3 separate regions of the Homo sapiens genome follow, and regions 2 and 3 are each linked to region 1. A link is an interaction called in ENCODE POLR2A ChIA-PET data of the cell type or tissue named here. Cell type or tissue: OCI-LY7. All regions are shown on one strand. Each heading gives the region's core, and the rest is flanking DNA. Links, peaks and the distances in the headings are about the cores only.

Region 1 (4,998 bases), core at 1,934-4,433:
TTTCTAAAAAGACTGATACAGGAATAGCCCCCTGATAAATGTTTTGTCAAATCTGGGGAAGGAAAAAGTAATTTATTTTTGAAAATCCATTTCTTATTAGAAATAACAGGCCTATCAAATCTAAGTAAAAACCAATTCTCGGCAGTGGCTCATGTCTGTAATTCTAGCACTTTGGGAGGCCGAGGAGGGAGGATCTCCCGTTGAGGTCAGGAGTTTGAGACCAGCCTGGCCAACACGGTGAAACCCCATCTCTACTAAAAATACAAAAATTAGCCAGGTGTGATGGCACACGCCTATAGTCCTAGCTACTCGGCAGGCTGAGGCTGGAGAATCACTTGAATTGGGGAGGCGGAGATTGCAGCGAGCCAAGATTGCGCCACTGCACTCCAGCCTGGGTGATAAGGCCAGACTTCGCCTAAAGAAAAAAAAGAAAGAAAGAAAATCAATTATATTTCCTTCAAACATAATGAAAAACATCAGCTGAACAAAGATATCTTAAATAAGTGACCAACAAATCTACATAAGGTAAGTCAGATAAATTAAAACCAAAAACGTGATTTTTTTTTTTTTGAGATGGAGTCTCACTCTGTTGCCCAGGCTAGAGTGCAGTGGCATGCCCTCCATCTCCCAGGTTCAAGAGATTCTCCTGCCTCAGCCTCCCAAGCAGCTGAAATTACAAGCGCGCAACACCATACCCGACTAACTAATTTTTGTATTTTTAGAAGAGACAGGATTTCACCATGTTGGCCAGGCTGGTCTCGAATTCCTGACCTCAGGTGATCCACCTGCCTCGGCCTCCCAAAGTGCTGGGATTACAGGTGTGAGCCACTGCACACAGTCAAACATGTGGTTTTTAATCTGTCAGGAAAAAAGTTCCAGAAAAGTGATGTCATTTTATAAATCTCAGATTTAATAAGGATAAAAAATTAGGAGACAGTGTGCTGTACATGATTAGCAGTTTCAGTCAGGAAAAAGGAAGCATCAGTTGCATTAAATTCTGCCTCCAGAAAGCTTTGTTCCTTTAAGTAGATCACTTAAGAGTTTCACTCAAAAATAGTACCTACTATGCTACCCGATGATCTCTAACGTATTTTTCAACTTCAAAACCCAACAGCTCTATGATATCACCGATGAGCTTCTCTAATTCCTTTAATCTCTACCTCTAGTATAAAGATGTTGAACCATAACAATATATTCTAGTGGGCACTTATTATGTATTACGTACTGAGTTGTGTTCCAAGTGTCTTTGCATTAACTTACAGAGTCCTAAAAATCTATGGAATAAAATGCTAATATCCCCATCTGACAACTCAGAAAACTGAGGTTCAAGCATGCTCTTCACTAACTCAGGAAATCTGCATGCTATGATATACATGTCACTTTCACTTATCTACCTTATTCGTTTCCCAAAATTATATTTTAGTAACATTGCACTATATTGCCCTGACATTAAAGACAAAAATTCAGAAATCATTTAATGGCTATTAATTACTAAGCACTAGACACTTCACATATGCAATGGCATGTACTCCTCAATCTGATTAAGTAGCTATTAGGTTATTCCTCTATTTCAGGTGAAAATAGAGGATCTTAGATTAAGACACTGTTCAGTGTCATATGAATAAGTGGCAGACCTGGAATTTGAATCTATAACTCTATTATTCACAAGTCTGTAAACTTAACACCTTATTATACAGTGGTGGTAAATTTGTGATTTAATTAACATTTCCTATTGGTAGCATGCTTTTATGTTCTTTTCCAGGTCTTCAAATATTTCCTATTGAGAATTCATAATTTGGCCAGGAGCAGCAGCTCACACCTACAATCCCAACGCTTTGGGAGGCCTAAGCAGGAGGATCCCTTGAGGCCAGGAATTCAAGACCAGCCTGGTCAACATAGTGAGACTATCTCTATAAAAATTTTAAAAATCAGCTAGGCATGGTGGCACACACCTGTAGTCCCAGCTATTCCAGAGGCTTGAGCCCAGGAGTTTGAGGCTGCAGTGAGCTATGATCATACCACTGCACTACAGTCTGAGGGACAGAGCGAGACCCTATCTCTTAAAAAAACAAACAAACACACAGACAGGCGTGGTGGCTCACGCCTGTAATCCCAGTACTTTAGGAGGCTAAGGGGGGCAGATCACAAAGTCAGGAAGGAGTTTGAGACCGGCCTGACCAACATGGTGAAACTGTCTCTACTAAAAATAAAAAAATTAGCTGGGCATGGTGGTGCACGCTTGTAATCCCAGCTCCTCAGGAGGCTGAGGCAGGAGAATCACTTGAACCCGGGAGGTGGAGGTTGCAGTGAGCCGAGATCGCGCCACTGCACTCCAGCCTGGATGACAGCGCAAGACTCCTTCTCAAACACACACTCATAATTCACCAGAACAGATCATTCAAGAATATTATGCTCCACTAGATCCAAATAGCTACACCTTCAGGCTCTGCCTCTTAAAACAAAAAGGCAGACTGCCAACTCTGTAAATGTTTATTTTTGTGTCCACAATCTAGGTAGTTTCAACACCTAAAAATATTGGTAGCAAGATACATAAAATAAAAAGCTTAGAAATAAGAAAACAAAATAAAAACAAAACTTTTAACATGCAAAGTTTTGTCACATTATACCAAGTGAATCCAAGAGACTATGGTAGAAGCTGAAATGAAACAATTTCTTATTTAATTAAAAATGTTCCCCATAGGCTGGGCACGGTGGCTCACGTCTGTAATCCCAGCACTCTGGGAGGCTGAGGCGGGAGGATCAGAAGATCAGGAGATCCAGACCATCCTGGCTAACACAGTGAAACTCCGTCTCTACTAAAAATACAAAAAAATTAGCCGGGGGTGGTGGCAGGTGCCACCACGTAGCCCCAGCTAATCGGGAGGCTGAGGCAGGAGAATGGCGTGAACCCAGGAGGCAGAGCTTGCAGTGAGTGGAGATCACGCCACTGCAGTCCAGCCTGGGTGACAGAGCGACACTCCGTCTCAAAAAAAAAAAAAAAAAAAAAAAAATTCCTCATAAACCCATGATTAAATAGAAGGTATATGCATGCAAATAGTTAATCTTGGCCAAATCCACATTAATGCTTGATTTGTCTTAAAATGTTAAAAATCTCCCTTATCTGCAACTCTCAAACATAATTTGGCTTTCTCCTATAATATAAATAAATATTCTTTTATTCCTTTTTACCACTCCATTATGCAGAAGATTATAAATATTCTTTAAGAAATATGACCTGGAGGCCGGGAGCGGTGGCTCATGCCTGTAATTCCAGAACTCTGGGAGGCCGAGGCGGGCAGATCACCAGATCAGGAGATAGAGACCATCCTGGCTAACAGTCTTTACTAAAAATACATAAAATTAGCCAGGCGTGGTGGCGGGCACCTGTAGTCTCAGCTAGGCAGAGCTTGCAGGGAGCCGAGATTGCACCACTGCACTCCAGCTGGGATGACAGACTGAGACTCCGTTTCAAAAAAAAAAAGGAAAAAAGAAATAAGACCTGGTATTGGCCGGGTGAGGTGGCTCACTCCTGTAATTCCAGCACTTTGGGAGGCCGAGGCAGGTGGATCACGAGGTCAGGAGTTCGAGACCAGCCTGACCAACATGGTGAAACCTTGTCTCTACTAAAAATACAAAAATTAACCAGGAGTAGTGGTGTGTGCCTGTAAGTAATACCAGCTACTCAGGAGGCTGAGGTAGGAGAATTGCTTGAATTTGGGAGGCAGAGGTTGCAGTGAGCCGAGATCATGCCACTGCACTCCAGCCTGGGTGACAGAGTGAGACTCCATCTCTCACACACACAGAAGGAAGGAAGGAAGGAAGGAAGGAAGGAAGGAAGGGAAAAATATGGTTGGCCGGGCGCGGTGGCTCATGCCTGTAATCCCAGCACTTTGGGAGGCTCAGGCGGGTGGATCAACTGAGGTCAGGAGTTTGAGACCAGCCTGGCCAAGATGGTGAAACCCCGTCTCCACTAAAAATACAAAAATTAGCCGGGCGCAGTGGTGGGCACCTGTAATCCCAGCTACTTGGGAGGCTGAGGCAGGAGAATCGCTTGAACCCGGGAGGCAGAGGTTGCAGTGAGCTGACATCACGCCACTGCACTCTAGGCTGCGTGACAGAGCAAGACTCCATCTCAAAAAAAGAAAAAGAAAAAAAGAAAGAAAGAAAAAAAAAGAAATATGACCTGGTATTATTTTTATATGGGGCTAAAAATGACCAAAACGTAAAATATAGTACATATAAGAGGAATTGACATGAATAATTTTACACATAAATTATTATAAATTTCTTTTCCTGTAAACTTAAAATTATTTTTTCCTATGGCTGATAAAAACATCGAACAGACTCCTAATTATAACTCACTTGTACTTAACGTACTTTAAAACAGAAAATGACGCTGACTACCAATATTTTTCTTCAAGTTGTTGGCATGGCTATTAAGCTCAGTCAAGGGTAAACACCTCTTGAGTTTTAAATACTCCAGGTAGAAGACATTTAAACCTGTAATTATGAAGTAAGTTTTCTTTATATGGATGAAATAATTAAATGAAACGTAAAGAGCTTAATTACCATGCCAATAGACCTACTAGGTACTCTAAAAAACATGACTTCTGGGCTGGGTGCCGTCGCTCATCCTTGCATTCCCAGCACTTTGGAAAGCCCAGGGGGACAGATCACCTGAGGTCAGGTGTTCCAGACCAGCCTGGCCAACATGGCGAAACCCCTTCTCTACTAAAAATACAAAAATTAGCCGGGTATAGTAGTATACGCCTGTAATCCCAGCTACTCGGGAGGTCGAGGCAGGAGAATCATTTGAACCCAGGAGGCAGAGATGAAATCGGGCCATTGCACTCCAACCTGGGCAATGGAGACTCCGTCTCAGAACAAAACAAACAAAACAAAATAACAACAACAAAAATTACTTCATTTTGGCTGGGCGCGGTGGCTCACGCCTGTAATCCCAGCACTTTGAGAAGCCGAGACGGGAGGATCACGAGG
Region 2 (5,290 bases), core at 2,791-5,290, 52 kb after region 1:
AGGACACCAGTCATTAGATGAGGACTCATCCTAATCTAATAGGATCTCATCTTTTTTTTTTTTTTTTTGAGATGGAGTCTCTGTCACTCAGGCTGGCGTGCAGTGGCATGATCTCGGCTCACTGCAACCTCCGCCTCCTGGGTTCAAGTGATTCTCCTGCCTCAGCCTCCCAAGTAGCTGGGATTACAGGCATATGCTGCAACGCCTGGCTAATTTTTGTAATTTTAGTAGAGATGGGGGTTTCACCATGTTGGCCAGGCTGGTCTCAAACTCCTGACCTCTGGTGATCCGCCCACCCTGGCATCCCAAAGTGCTGGGATTACAGGTGTGAGCCACTGCGCCCCACCAAGACCTCATCTTAATTTAATTATATCAGCAAAGACCCTCTTTCCAAATGTGGTCACATTCTGAGGTTCCAGGTAGACATGAATTATTGGGGAACACTATTTGACCTAGCATTTCTTTTTGCTTTCTTTTTTTTTTTTGACACAGGTCTCGCTCTGTCACCCAGGCTGAGGAATGCAGTGGTGCCATCTTGGCTCACCATAATCTCACCTTTGAGGCTCAAGCTATCCTCTCACTTCAGTCTCCTGAGTAGCTGGGACCACTAGTGCGTACCACCATGCCAGGCTCATTTTTTTTTTACATTTTTGGTAGAGACAGGGCTTTGTCGTGTTGCCCAGGCTGGTCTTGAACTCATGGGCTTAAGCAATCTGCCCACCTTGGCCTCCTAAAGTGCTGGGATTATAGGCGTAAGCCACTGCGCCTGGCTAGTATATTCTTTTCCCCTCTCCCCTCCTCTCTTTCTCTCTCTCTCCCTCTCTGTCTCTCAAAGGATGAGGGGAAGCATGAGTGTGTTTATAGATTAAATGAAAGAGTTAGGAGAAAAGAAGAGGTTGGAGATAAATCTTAGATACTTGGTAGGTCAGAGTCTCAGCAGAGAATGGAGAGGTGGGTTGGAGAGCACTGGGGAAGGGGATGGGCCTGGGGCCTGCCTGGGTCACACAGCCTTGCCTGGTCACTGACTCCCAGCCTGATGCGGAATTACTCTCCTCAAGAGCACCCTGCCTAGGTACAGCCTTTCACGGGTCAGCCTTAGCAAAGGCTGTGATGGGAGGGAAGAGGAACATGCCCCAAATGGGATCAAATGCAGGGCTCTGGGAGAGAGCTGACTGGAAGGATGCTTGCATCCTACCCTTCACCTCCTCTCTGGGGTTTCAGGAAAACATAATGATCATAATGATGTTTTTATGTTTCCTGTGATGTTGGTCATCTTCCCCTCCGCAACCCCTGCCTCCCTTCAAGTTTTGCCTGCATCTTATAAACTGGAAAAACCCAAGAAACTCCTAAGTTCTATATAGTTCAGTAGTAGGTAGTGGCCTCTGCCAGTCGGAAAATCCCAGAAACATGGCCAGTTTAAAACCAACACTTGGCCGGGCGTGTGGCTCACGCCTGTAATCCCAGCACTTTGGGAGGCCGAGGTGGGAGGATCACAAGGTCAAGAGATAGAGACCATCCTGGCCAACATGGTGAAACCCCGTCTCTACTAAAACTACAAAAATTAGCTGGGCGTGGTGGTGTGTGCCTGTAGTTCCAGCTACTCAGGAGGCTGAAGCAGGAGAATCGCTAGAACCTGGGAGGTGGAGGTTGCAGTGAGCCGAGATCATGCCACTGCACTCCAGCCTGGGCAACAGAGCGAGACTGTCTCAAAAACAAAAAACAAACAAACAAAAAACCCAACACTGGAAATGGAAATGGACTTATCATTACGGCCCTAGTTCAGCACACACAAGATGTATAGGGAAACCAGTATGATAGGCCTGATGACCCTGGGCAGGTAGTCAAGGGTAAAGTTTCTTAGGTGATGAGAGGCCTGGTACTTCTAGTCTCTAACATGCATTCTTGAGCAGGGATGTGATGTACCCTACAGAGGACACACTGGCCACTGTAGCTGACAACACAGGGAGACCAAGGCCAGGGCAGATGTGCGCAGGACCTTGAAGGCAAGAGAGTTAAAAAAAAAAAAAATCCCTATCTAAGTGGGAGGAGCATCTCCCACTCAGTGCAGTGAGCTGCAGGCATTCATCAGGTGTTCAGTGAGTTCTGATTAGGGACCGTGCTGGCCTTGGAGCTATAATGAGGAACACGTTGTTCCTGCTCACACAGAAACTACAATATTTTGGGGTGTGTATTAGTTCAGTTTCTTTTGGCTTTAGGAAGCAGAAATGACCTTGCAAGCTTGTTGGAGGAATATTAGAGGTTCTTAGAGAATTCGCAGAAGACAGCTTGGGGCCCCTTACTAGCCAGAGGCTAATAACATCCTCTGAAGAGTGCTATTATTTGTGTGAAGGAGTTTCAGTGTCCAATCTTTGTATGACTCAGTCCCAAATTGCTACAGGGAGACTGTGGCCCAGCTCGAGTAAATCATCTGTGGTTCAGGGCTCAGGGTTATGAAGTACACACATGGTTGTCGCAATCCTACCTGTGTGTATTGAGTGCATCCCCACTTCCTTCCCTCTCAGTTGAGTGCCCCAGCGATGGGCAGAATGCATGAACCTGAAAGCCACTGTCTTCTGGACAGAGAGGTAGACAGGTAGACAAGCACCCAGCAATTACAGCTCAGTCATCAGTGCTGTGCTAGGGGAAGCATAGAGTTGTGTGAGAATACATCAGTCAAGACCCATTTGGAGGAAAGGTTTAGAAACCCAGCTTATTATTTTTTAGGGGTTGTTGCAAGTTTTGTTTTTCTTCCAACTTTTAAGTTCAGGGGTACATGTGCAGGATGTGCACGCTTGTTACATAGGTAAATGTCTGCCACGGTAGTTTGCTGCACAGATCAGCACATCACCTAGGTATTAAGCCCCAGCATCCATTAGCTATTCTTCCTGATGCTCTCCCTCCTCCCACCCCCACCCTCTAGAACCCCAACTTAAACCAACTTAGGCAAAAAGAAGGGGACTTACTGGAAGGCTCACACTGAGAAGGATGAGTGGCAGGTGGTATCAAGGTCATTGGAACAGGTGATTTGAGTGCTGCTAGGTCTTCTTTTCTCAGTCTCTCAATTCTGTTTCTCTCTCTGTGTTGTTAACTTCTTTCTCTTAGAAAAGCTTTCTTTACATAGCAAGAAATGTGGCCACTAGCAGTTCCTGAGTCTCACCATCTCCTGGCCTCACCAACAGAGAATAAATAAATCTTTGTTCAGCTTCAGTTACAAAAATCCTAGGGAATGACAAAGATTGATTGGCTTTAGATAGGAGTCCATCCAGCCGGGCGCGGTGGCTCATGCCTGTAATCCCAGCACTTTGGGAGGCCGAGGTGTGTGGATCACCTGAGGTCAAGAGTTCTAGACCAGCCTGGCCAACATGGTAAAACCCTGTCTCTACTAAAAATACAAAAATTAACTGAGCATGGTGGCAGGCGCCTGTAATCCCAGCTACTCAGGGTGCTGAGGCAGGAGAATTGCTTGAACCCAGGAGGCAGAGGTTGCAGTGAGCCGAAATCATGCCATTGCACTCCAGCCTAGGGGACAAGAGCAAGACTTCGTCTCAAAAAAAAAATAAAAAAAAATAAAATATATGAGTCCATCCCTACATCAATGAAGTGTACCTAGAGAAGTAGAATAGTGTAAAACCATATGCCATACTAAAGCTGTATGATGATTTAATGACAAACCAAAATGATTGACATCAAGTACTTTAGGTTAATAGTCCTGTACTAGTTATCTGTTGCTGCATAATTAATTACCTCCAAACTTAGTGGCTTAAAACAACAATAAATATTTGTGATTTCACATAGTCTCTGTGGTTTGAAATTTAGGACTGACTTAGCTGGGTGGGTCTGTCTCAGGGTCTTTCATGAGATTGCAGTCAAGGTGTTGACTGGGTCTGCAGTCATCTGAAGGCTTGACCAGGGCTGGTGGATGCAGTTCTAAGATGGCACACAAGAGTGAGCTCACTCAGTTCCTCCCTATGTGGGTCTTTCCACAGGCAGCTTGAGTGTCCTCATGACACGGTGGCTGCCTTCTCTCAGGGTGAACAAGCCAAGAGAGTGCAAGGTGAAAGCCACAACATCTTTAATGGCCTAGCCTTAAAAATCACACTGTCTCATTTCTGCAATATTCTTTTCATTACACAGGTCAGCCCTCTTAAATGCGGGAGGGGTCACACAAGGATATGAATCCTAGGCTGTGAGAATCACTGGGGGTCATCTTGGAGGCTGGCTACCACATTCCCCAAAACTCATTCTGTAGAATTGGGATGTTAAAAGTTTTTATATGAAGAAGGGCTTTGCAGTCAGTCAGTATTAGAAAGGATACGTTAAAGCAAGTTAAATAGATTTCTTTCTCTCAGTCATTCTATACAGTTTTTAGTACTCTGACTCTCACTTTGAATCTTTCTCTCTCTTTCTCTTTCTTTTCTTTCTTTCTTTCTTTCTTTCTTTCTTTCTTTCTTTCTTTCTCTCTCTCTCTCTCTCTCTCTCTCTTTCTTTCTTTCTTTCTTTCTTTCTTTCTTTTTTTTTTTGACAGAGTCTCACTTTGTCACCCAGGCTGGAGTGCAGTGGCATGATTTCGGCTCACTGCAACCTCCTCCTCCCAGGTTCAAGGGATACTTCCTGCCTCAGCCACCCGAGTAGCTGGAATTACAGGTGTATGCCGCCACACCTGGCTAATTTTTGTATTTTTAGTAGAGATGGAATTTCATGGGGTTTCACCATGTTGGCCAGGCTGGTCTCGAACTCCTGACCTCAAGCTATCTGCCTGCCTCGGCCTCCCAAAGTGCTGGGATGACAGGTGTGAGCTACCGCACCCGGCCTCACTTTGAATTTCTGAAAGAGGGACAGAATAAATAACCGTAGCACAGCTTCCTTCTTTTTTTCTTTTTTCTTTTTTCTTTTTAGAGCTGGAGTCCAGCTGGAGTGCAGTGGCATGATCTTGGCTCACTGCAACCTCTGCCTCCCAGGTTCAAATAACTCTCATGCCTCAGCCTCCCAAGTAGCTGGGACTACAGGTGTGCACCACTACGTCTTGCTGATTTTTGTATTTTTAGTAGAGACGGGGGTTTCACCATTTTGGCCAGGTTGGTCTTAAACTCCTGGCCTTAAGCAATCCACCTGCCTCGGCCTCCCAAAGTGCTGAGATTACAGGTGTGAGCCACTGCGCCCAGCCAGCACAGCTTCTTTCTCATTCTCCAGCTTTTCCCCCAGTGGGCCTTTCTCCGCTCCACCATCTCTCTTTCCTTCCCTCTACAAGCATATCAGACTGCTGTCTGTCTCCTGTTAAAAATATAAGCTT
Region 3 (5,290 bases), core at 2,791-5,290, 210 kb after region 1:
GGCAAGACCTTAATATTTCAAAATTATTAACAACTACCTCTAGGGGCAAGTCCATGTTACTGAGTTATGACAAATTATTATCGTGAGGGAAAACAAGTGTAGCCAGCTACCTTAAAAAATGCCCCAACCACTGCTTCTCAATATAGAAAGACTAAAACTACCTACCGTTTAGCATATGACAAATCCCATCTCTGTACCCTGAAATTCCCCTAGTTTCATTCATTAGAAGGGTATTAAAAAAGACTTATAGCAGCATTCGGCTTTCTTGTGAAATATCCAGCATCTTAAATATTATTTTCAATTCTTTTTTTGTGAAGCTAGAAATCGACTTCAGAATTTGTGAGACTAGGGGGAAAATAACCCATTCAAAACTATTCTAGAAGTTGTTTTTTGGCAGAGTAGCAGGTATCCAAGTTAAAAATAGGTGGGACAGTTAGTTGCTTTGTGGTCTTTTCAAAGTTTAAATTGTTTTTTGTTCCCCGTTTCTACTCCTGAGTGATGTGGGCAGAGGCTCTGGCCCCTGCCCCTACATTTCTCAGTAGTTGCTTTTGTATTCCTGTGGCAAGGCTTGAACAGATGTGAGTTGATGAGGACTTTCCCAAAATGGCCTTTATAAATAATCCCACTATGTATCTTCTTTTTCAGTCTGTGAGATCTAAAAAGGAAAACACCTGGTGTTCTGGTAGAACCAGAAGCCATCTCCATAACTGAGCCATCGTCTGACTAGTTGCTGTAACAAGGAGGCACTTGAGGTGGTACTGTGAGCATCATCATTGCAATCTTTACCTTTCTTCTGCAGTTTATTGGTCTGGTTGCTTTTTATCCTGTTCCCAGATACAGTTTTCACTCTCTTTGGTTTCAGTGTAGTATTTAGACTGGGTCCAGCCCTGCATCTGCCACATGAATCCAGGGTTTTTTGATCCTGCTGGCAACGTCTTCCATCTTTTCACAAGCAGAACACAGGCATCGCAGATGTCTCATGCAGCCCCAAAGAGCTCTGGAAGTCCTTTTCATAGCGTTTACTGTCAGTGAATCAAGAACTGGAGGACTTAGCTCTGCAAACACAACAGCCCTCTATACTTCGGTACATCTTTGGCTTGGGAAAAACTAAACATCTTTTTTCTGGGCAATAGTCTTCCAAAAGCATCCATTCCATAAGAAACAACATCCTGGAGATGCAGAGTGCACGCCAGGCCAGTCCCTCTGTAAGCCCTCCCTCTTCAACTGCCTTGTCTAGAAAAATTGGCCCATTACCTTTTGACCTTTCTTCTTATCTAATAAATGCATTTCAGGCTAAATTGCCCTTAAGTACTGATTGAGTTGCATCCATCAATTTCGATATGCAATATTCTTAATTGTTATTCAGGTCTGAATATTCATAATTTTCTTTATGATTTATTTGTGGACCTATAAATTATTTACATGACCTTAAATATTTCTCTAACATATATGGTTTTGGAGTCTATTTCTCAACTATTGGTTTCTAATTTTACAGTACTTTGATCACAAAATGTGGTCTGCTGCACAATGTTTTGAATTTGTTGAATCTTGCTTTGTGAGGAAGTCTCTAGTAAATTTTTGGTAAGTTATTCATGTGTCCTTGAAAATAAAATGCATTCTTTAATTTTTGGTGTAGAATATAAGTTGCAATCTGTTTGATAAAGTTTATTAATTGTACTACTTAAGTGTCTATTTTCTTTTTGATTTTTATTCAGTATTGTAAGATGTTAAAATCTTCCTTCCATGATTATGGATATGTTCATTTCTCCTTGTGAGTCTTTGGTTTTGCTTTATATATTTTAAGGCCATGTTATTATAGACTATTATAAGACTATTATATCTTTTTAAAAAAATTATTCATTTAATCATTACATCATGTTTTCTCCCTGAAATTTATTTTTGTCTGATTTAATATGACTATTTATTTATTTAGTTTATTTTATTATACTTTAAGTTCTAGGGTACATGTGCACAACGTGCAGGTTTGATACATAGGTATACATTTGCCATGTTGGTTTGCTGCATCCATTAACTCATGATTTACATTAGGTATTTCTCCTAATGCTATCCCTCCCCCAGCTCCCCACCCCCTGACAGGCCCCAGTGTGTGATGTTCCTCGTCCTGTGTCCAAGTGATCTCATTGTTCAATTCCCACCTTTGAGTGAGAACATGCAGTGTTTGGTTTTCTGTCCTTGTGATAGTTTGCTGAGAATGATGGTTTCCAGCTTCATCCATGTCTCTGCAAAGGACATGAACTCATCATTTTTTACGGCTGCATAGTATTCCATGGTGTATATGTGCCACATATTCTTAATCCAACCTATCATTGATGGACATTTGGGTTGGTTCCAAGTCTTTGCTATTGTGAATAGTGCCACAATAAACATATGTGTGCATGTGTCTTTATAGTAGCATGATTAATAATCCTTTGGGTATATACCCAGTAATGGGATGGCTGGGTCAAATGGTAATTCAGGTTCTAGATCCTTGAGGAATCACCACACTGTCTTCCACAATGGTTGAACTAATTTACACTCACACCAACAGTGTAAAAGCATTCCTATTTCTCCATATCTTCTCCAGCACCTGCTGTTTCCTGACTTTTTAATGATTGCCATTCTAACTGGCATGAGATGGTATCTCATTGTGGTTTTGATTTGCATTTCTCTGATGACCAGTGATGATGAGCATTTTTTCATTTGTCTGTTGGCTGCATAGATGTCTTCTTTTGAGAAGTGTCTGTTCATATCCTTTGCCTGCTTTTTGATGGGGTTGTTTGTTTTTTCTTGTAAATTTGTTTGAGTTCTTTGTAGATTCTGGATATTAGCCCTTTGTTAGATGGGTAGATTGCAAAAATTTTCTCCCATTCTGTAGGTTTCCTGTTCACTCTGATGGTAGTTTCTTTTGCTGTGCAAAAGCTCTTTAGTTTAATTAGATCTCATTTGTCTATTTTGGCTTTTGTTGCTACTGCTTTTGGTGTTTTAGACATGAAGTCCTTGCCCAAACCTATGGTATTGCCTAGGTTTTCTTCTAGGGTTTTTATGGTTTTAGATCTAATATTTAAGTCTTTAATCCATCTTGAATTAATTTTTGTATAAGGTGTAAGGAAGGGGTCCAGTTTCAGTTTTCTACATATGGCTATCGAGTTTTCCCAGCACCATTTATTAAATAGGGAATCCTTTCTCTATTTCTTGTTTTTGTGAGGTTTGTCAAAGACCAGATGGTTGTAGATGTGTGGTGTTATTTCTGAGGCCTCTCTTCTGTTCCATTGGTCTATATCTCTGTTTTGGTACCAGTAGCGTTGTAGCATAGTTTGAAGTCAGGTAGTGTGATGCCTCCAGGTTTGTTCTTTTTGCTTAGGATTGTCTTGGCAATGCGGGCTCTTTTTTGGTTCCATACGAACTTTAAAGTCGTTTTTTTCCAATTCTGTGAAGAAAGTCATTGGTAGCTTGATGGGATGGAATTGAATCTATAAATTACTTTGGGCAGTATGGCCCTTTTCATGATATTGATTCCTCCTATCCATGAGCATGGAATATTCTTCCATTTATTTGCATCCTCTTTTATTTCCTTGAGCAGTGGTTTGTATTTCTCCTTGAAGAGGTCCTTCACATCCCTTGTAAGTTGGATTGCTAGGTATTTTATTCTCTTTGTAGCAACTGAGAATGGGAGTTCACTTATGATTTGGCTGTTTGTCTGTTAATGGTGTATAGGCATGCTTGTGATTTTTGCACATTGATTTTGTATCCTGAGACTTTGCTGAAGTTGCTTATCAGCTTAAATAGATTTTGGGCTGAGACGATGGGGTTTTCTAAATATACAACCGTGTCATCTGCAAACAGGGACAGTTTGACTTCCTCATTTCCTAATTGAATAGTCTTTATTTCTTTCTCTTGCCTGATTGCCCTGGCCAGAACTTCCGACACTAGGTTGAATAGGAGTGGTGAGTGTTAGGGTTAGGGTTAGGGTTGAATAGGAGTGGTGAGAGTGGGCATCCTTGTTTTGTGCTAGTTTTCAAAGGGAATGCCTCCAGCTTTTGCCCATTCAGTATGATACTGGCTGTGGGTTTGTCATAGATAGCTCTTATTATTTTGAGATATGTTCCATCAATACCTAGTTGATTGAGAATTTTTAGCATGAAGGGCTGTTGAATTTTGTCAAAGGCCTTTTCTGCATCTGTTGAGATAATCATGTGATTTTTGTCATTGGTTCTGTTTAGGTGATGGATTACGTTTATTGATTTGCATATGTTGAACCAGCCTTGCATCCCAGGGTTGAAGCCAACTTGATCGTGGTGGATAAGCTTTTTGATGTGCTGCTGGATTCTGTTTGCCAATATTTTATTGAGGATTTTTGCATCGATGTTCATCAGGGATATTGGTCTAAAATTCTCTTTTTTTGTTGTGTCTCTGCCAGGTTTTGGTATCAGGATGATTTTCGCCTCATAAAATGAGTTAGGGAGGATTTCCCTTTTTTCTATTGATTGGAATAGTTTCAGAAGGGATGGTACCAGCTCCTCTTTGTACCTCTGGTAGAATGCAGCTGTGGATCCATCTGGTCCTGGACTTTTTTTGGTTGGCAGGCTATTAATTATTGCCTCAATTTCAGAGACTGTTATTGGTCTATTCTGAAATTCAACTTCTTTCTGGTTTAGTCTTGTGAGGGTGTATGTGTCCAGGAATTTATCCATTTCTTCTAGATTTTCTAGTTTATTTGCATAGAGGTATTTATAGTATTCTCTGATGGTATTTTGCATTTCTGTGGGATCAGTGGTGATATCCCCTTTATCATTTTTTATTGCATCTATTTGATTCTTCTCTCTTTTCTTCTTTATTAGTCTTGCTAGCGATCTGTCAATTTTGTTGATCTTTTCAAAACACCAGCTCCTAGATTCATTGATTTTTGAAGGGTTTTTTGTGTCTCTATCGCTTTCAGTTCTGCTCTGATCTTAATTATTTGTTGCCTTCTGTTAGCTTTTTAATTTGTTTGCTCTTGCTTCTCTAGTTCTTTTAATTGTGATGTTAGGGTGTCAGTTTTAGATCTTTCCTGCTTTCTCTTGTGGGCATTTAGTGCTATAAATTTCCCTCTACACATGGCTTTAAATGTGTCCCAGAGATTCTGGTACGTTGTGCCTTTGTTCTCATTGGTTTCAAAGAACATCTTTGTGTCTGCCTGCATTTCGTTATTTACCCAGTAGTCATTCAGGAGCAAGTTGTTCAGTTTCCATGTAGTTGAGCGGTTTTGAGTGAGTTTCTTAATCCTGAGTTCCAATTTGATTGCGCTGTGGTC

What was found. ChIA-PET counts read pairs that join two places held together with the same protein. Peaks named below come from ENCODE experiments on the same cell type or tissue, not always from the same donor. Only the 100,000 strongest peaks of a DNase experiment are listed, where the experiment ranks them.
Region 2: POLR2A ChIA-PET joins it to region 1 with 5 read pairs; 7 of 35 experiments call an interaction of 5 or more read pairs at or near these places.
Region 3: POLR2A ChIA-PET joins it to region 1 with 5 read pairs; 2 of 35 experiments call an interaction of 5 or more read pairs at or near these places.

The regions. Positions count from the first base shown.
Region 1 is chr12:98,519,114-98,524,111 of GRCh38, reverse strand. The region is part of intron 1 of TMPO (thymopoietin); the gene reads right to left. Among named protein-coding and RNA genes, the nearest start is that of TMPO-AS1, 5.4 kb to the right of the region's middle. In OCI-LY7, for the core only: no CTCF peak of the experiment used is centred there; a DNase peak (open chromatin) is centred at 3,411; H3K4me3 peaks cover 2,500 bases; H3K27ac peaks cover 2,500 bases.
Region 2 is chr12:98,468,019-98,473,308 of GRCh38, reverse strand. No RefSeq gene overlaps it. Among named protein-coding and RNA genes, the nearest start is that of TRD-GTC1-1, 33 kb to the left of the region's middle. RefSeq lists an enhancer at 3,837-4,206. In OCI-LY7, for the core only: no CTCF peak of the experiment used is centred there; no DNase peak of the experiment used is centred there.
Region 3 is chr12:98,313,556-98,318,845 of GRCh38, reverse strand. It overlaps the pseudogene LOC100131529. Among named protein-coding and RNA genes, the nearest start is that of TRD-GTC1-1, 190 kb to the left of the region's middle. In OCI-LY7, for the core only: no CTCF peak of the experiment used is centred there; no DNase peak of the experiment used is centred there.